2 separate regions of the Homo sapiens genome follow, and region 2 is linked to region 1. Evidence: chromatin loops called from intact Hi-C (ENCODE). Cell type or tissue: A673. All regions are shown on one strand.

What was found. Peaks named below come from ENCODE experiments on the same cell type or tissue, not always from the same donor. Only the 100,000 strongest peaks of a DNase experiment are listed, where the experiment ranks them.
Region 2: it touches region 1 in a loop (8-fold over the local background); 5 of 110 quality-filtered maps call a loop at or near these places.

The regions. Positions count from the first base shown.
Region 1 is chr13:109,425,222-109,427,721 of GRCh38, reverse strand. No RefSeq gene overlaps it. Among named protein-coding and RNA genes, the nearest start is that of LINC00399, 26 kb to the right of the region's middle. In A673, no CTCF peak of the experiment used is centred here; DNase peaks (open chromatin) are centred at 251, 1,101 and 1,801; H3K27ac peaks cover 1,187 bases.
Region 2 is chr13:109,149,451-109,151,950 of GRCh38, reverse strand. The region is part of intron 32 of MYO16 (myosin XVI); the gene reads right to left. It overlaps LOC105370356 (a long non-coding RNA gene), which reads left to right. Exons shown (of 5, transcript XR_931717.3): 2 at 1-2,183. Among named protein-coding and RNA genes, the nearest start is that of MYO16-AS1, 17 kb to the left of the region's middle. In A673, no CTCF peak of the experiment used is centred here; a DNase peak (open chromatin) is centred at 1,060; H3K27ac peaks cover 2,500 bases.

The sequences.
Region 1 (2,500 bases):
GAGCAAATATTCACATGTACCTGAGAGTGCCGTTGGGTAATATTTGTGAAATGACTGTGTTGAGGGACGTTTCATGTGTACTTGAAAACATAAACACGTGGACAACCCTGCTTTCCGTACATGTCTTGCAAACATTAACTCCTTGTTAAAATGTTCACTGCTAAGATTAAAGATTCCTTATTATTTAAAAGAATTACAGCCCCGTTCCACCCAGATAATGAAAGCACATCATCTCATAAGCCTGTTAAAAATGATATAGACAAAGTATTGAAAATGCTTTGCAGGGAACGGCCTTATGCTGGCCCCTTTAGGGATGATTGAGATGAACTAATAGGTTTCTTTTATGTCTAATTTATATGATTCTAATTATGGCCTCCTTTTCATTCCTGTGGTTGTTCTCATCTGCCCACACAAATGTGCTGCACTTGTGACCCAGCATCTCTTCCTTCACTCCACCATAGCAACTTTCTCTTGGGACTTTTCTCAGTGTTTGATGTCAACCCTTTCAGGAAACTACTTGTAAACTGCAGACTTCTCTGAAGCACCATTGTACATTTAACAGAGAAGGAAGAAATCCCAGGTAGAACTCATTTTCTGTGATGTACATTTAAACCCTTATTATGGGTAAATAGAGGGAAATGATACAGAACCTAGGGCCAAAGGAATGTGTTGATTTCTCCATGGAATCCATGATTCTCTTCATTGGTCCTGACTGGATGTGGTATATCACATTCACGTGAATGTTTATGAAATCATCTATTGTTATTGCAGCAAGGATGGAATATATTCTGGACCTAAGACATTTGGTGGCCTTTGCCTCCTATTGAAATTCAAGAAACTTCAAAATGATTTGAATAATGGTGCCAGAAAGAACCATGCAAACCACAGTGTTCTCTGGCTTGTGCTTGGATTGGGGTGAGTGTGTGGGGAAATCATGTGCAAATTTGAAATTCTCTTAGAGTAGATAAGCTTAGCCCAAGATACCACACTTGGAAGAGAACTTCTCAAGCATGGGCACTTATTTCTTCACTTCTCTGTAATCAAACAGCAAGAAGAGAACAGAGCGGACAGATAAAATAGCTGACATCAGGTTGCAGACTCCCCAGGTGTGCAGTGTCCTAGAGACCAGATCCCTGGAAATGTGTTTCTCTGCGCTCTCCAGGGCCTTGTGGGAAAGCCATGATGTGGGGGGAAGGAAGGAAGGAAGGAAGGAAGGAAGGAAGGAAGGAAGCAAGGAAGGAAGGAAGGAAGGAAGGAAGGAAGGAAGGAAGGAAGGAAGGAGGAGGGAGGGAGGGAGGGAAGGAAGGAAGGAAGGAAGGAAGGGGCAGGGGCTGAGTGAGGTGGTGGACATTCTAGCAGTGGGTTCACCTTGTCATTGTCCCATGTTTAACTCAGTGGAGTTTTAAAATCCATTGTTAAGTTGACTACGTGTATCTTTTACCTGCACTGTCTTTGTTTTTATTTATCCTGTATAGTTCTGTTTCCTTTATTTTCTCCTCAGATATTCCATCGTGTCTTACTGCATTTGATTTTCTCCAAAGATTTGAGTAGTGAGGGTGGAGGTGGTGGGCTGGCAGTAATAAGTATACAGCCTTGAAAATCCACACTAATCAAACAATTTTCCTATGTTGTTTGCCTTTTTTGGTTAATAGCAGATGAAATTGACTCAGGAAATACATCTTTACATACACTATTTCATCACTGAAGATTTTTAAAATACTCTCCTGAATGGTGTACACTTTATTACATAAGAACGCTACATCCAAATGGATATTTTTGTGTAAAGCATACCCTGACTTACTGAAACAAGAAAGGAAACAAAACACTCCTGCAAAATATTAAGTGTGTTTTAAGTGTGGCCTGGTTCCTTTGCCCATTAAAGCAGTCTGTCTCAGCAACAAAAGATGGAATCAACACAGAATAGAATTGGAATTATGCATGTCATTTATAATGAACCTCATTATACAAGGAGGTTTAATTCTATTATGAAGTGCTGCAGTTTGCAATCTTATTGCTATTCAGCTTTGAACAATGACAAAGAAAAAAAATCCCCACCCCATGTCAGAGCTAATCTTTTTTAATGCCCACCATTTTGTATTGTTTATATATTTTCCTTAAAGAGAATTTTCCTGCCATGTTCATTCCAGTCAGCAGTGTGCCCCCTTCACCTTACCCATGTGTAGAGTCTCATTTTCAGCTTTCTTAAGAAAAACTAAAGGATTCCATACATGGTTTTGCTTCTGAGAAGTAATGACACGATGGCTACCACCACAGTTTAATCTGACATTATATTTATAAACAAGAAGGTACATTTACCATCCAGTATAAGCCTCTAATTCCATCAGGGGTGTTTATGTGTCCCTTCTTGACAGAATTACAGCTCAATGGGCATTATTTGGCCCAATGCTCCATCGTAGCTGTGTGCATGGCTCCTAGGTTTAATAAGACTATTTACCATCAAATCCTTTTTCTACACATTTTTATTACTCAACAATAAATA
Region 2 (2,500 bases), 280 kb after region 1:
TCTGACCCCCTCCAGCACGTCATCTCGCCTGAGAGCTGAAGTTAAGGGAATGTAACGTCACCAAACGGATGTGGCCTCAGCAAGTAACTTCATAGCTGTGAGCTTTGGTTTGCTTTTTAGTGACATGGAAAGGCCTGTATGGTGAAAGTTTTCACTCATTGCTTTGCCTAAGTCTTCTCATTTTCACTTACTTCTTCCCAGTTTATCCAGCTTTTCACATAAAAGGAAAATAATAAAGCCAAAATCCAAAACATACATATTTTTCAGGGACACACCCTCATGTACCAATTGTGCATATATCACTTCTTCCTGCTTAAAAATGGAGATTTCTTTTGAAGGGTTATGTTTGATTTTGAGCCAGAGTTTTCAGTATGAAGAAGCTCTTTTTGGGCTTTTAGGACTTCAGGTAATGCACAAATTCTCAGGTGTCTCTCGCAGTCAGTGTTCTGCTGTAAATCAGTGCAAGTCTCGGATCTAGTTCATGTCTGACCTTGTTTGGGCTCTGCATAGTTTAGAACTTAGTCATTTGCGTGGAGGAGAGAAATGAATCATATTGTTTATTGTCATAATTAACATGTGTTATTAAATTTGCAAATGGCCACTAATTGCCCATGTACAGGGTCTAAGTATGAAAACTGAAGATTTCAAGGAGAAACCAGGATGGAGTCAGTAAAGGCCTGAGAAGCTCTGCACAGAGTACATGGTGGACGGCTGTGTTGATTCATGGAATGAAGCACTGGGTGAAGTGATATTGAATATAGCTCACTCTCGATGGCGTGAAATTTTGTAGGCTAATCTGGGGATTAATCATAAAAATGACTGAAGTCAGGCATAAGGAGCCTAAACACTGGTAGGTAATTGGGAAATAGGTTTTTCTCTTCCAATACTCTTCAGGAGAGAAAGAGCATGGCACCTGCCCAGTCTCTCTTTAGGACAATATTCCATGCACCATGTTGCTTCTAAGCATTTCTTCACAAAAGGAAGAAAACCCCAGGATATTGTATTATGTGGCAATAATGAGATGCAGATAGTCAGGAAGGTCTTTATTAACTTGCTTAAGGAGAGCTGCTGAGTGGCTTAGAGGATAAAGGGCTGGATTTCTCTTTAGAGCCCCCAGTGGGAGTTTAATTTGCAATCCAGTGTAGAGACACAATATACAATAGCTGCTTGCTTTAGTGGGTTGATAGTATGAAAAATATTTACTGGTTATGAAAGAGAATCCACTTCTGAGAAGTCTGCCTTATTTTCAGAATTTCAGGTGCAATAGATCCTTTCCCCACTGACGGTGCATTATAGAGCATCCCGGTTGTAAAGGCTTCTTTGTTGCATTTGGTTAATCTAAAAAATGATAACCTCTTTACGCTAGATACGTATCTCTGGTCTGACTGACATGCTAGCTGCCGCAGATTTACAGCTAATATGTTAAGGTAATTTCTCAGGACAGTTCATGCAATTCATAGGGTACCTTTTTGATCAGATTGATCTAAATATTTAATAGTCATAACCTTCTGCTTGGTTTTGCTCCTCGGTTTCAAAGAATAATGAAGTGGCATGACCTAGCGGGAACAGCATAGTCACGAGAGCAATGAGCTTTATATTTTCCCAACAAATATTTATTGAGGGGCTGTGAGTATAGCCCTGGCTTTATTTAGTCATGTTTCTCACTTTGCTGTTACCGATGTCGGTTTCTACGTACACATAATTGAGAAAGGAATGGATTTTTGCCTGTTTAAAGAAAGTTGCTGTAGAGACAAACGATGAAGACTTTTTGATTGTCTGTCTTTCCCCTGTTCCAATCATGGTCGCTATTGAGAATCACTGCTGATCATCTGTCTGTACAGTTCTTAGCATGGTTCCTGGTGCTAGGTGAGGGCCCACCACCCATTTAATTTCTGGTGGGTCTGGGGCAGGCATCTGACACCCCACTTATGAGGTTGAAGTCCACATCCCCAGCAAGTCATATGTGTCCTACAAAAAATATGCTGGGCTACTCTGCAAGTGAGTACAATTTCAGTGTGAATTTCTTTTCAGTAATTAGGAACTCAGTCCCAAGTAAAACTTTAAAGAGGCCAAGAAAAAGAGAAACGGAAAGTGAGGAGACACGAGTTTTGGATGTGAGGAATAATCCTAGTCTATCACGTGTGCTGTGCATCCCTGGTACTGCAGAAGGTATTTTATGGCAGGTGGGTAGAAAGGATTTTCCAGGAAAGGGGAGAAAAAGAGGAGGAGAAGGCAGGGGGCACACGAAGAACATGCTCTGTTTCAAAAGTGATGTCTGGTGGGACATTGACAATGGGCAAAACAGTTTTATCTGTCCGCCTCCCACATGTTTTCCTGGCAATGAGTTTGTGTTTAACTTCAGAGGGGAATTCCTTTCTCAAACAGAGACCTTGTATCATTATTTTAATTTTATTGTTTTCAGAGACTATGAAGGGCATAATAGAAAGAATCCAGGGTTTGGAGAAAGGAGATGTGTTTGATTCCTGACTTTGAGACTGAT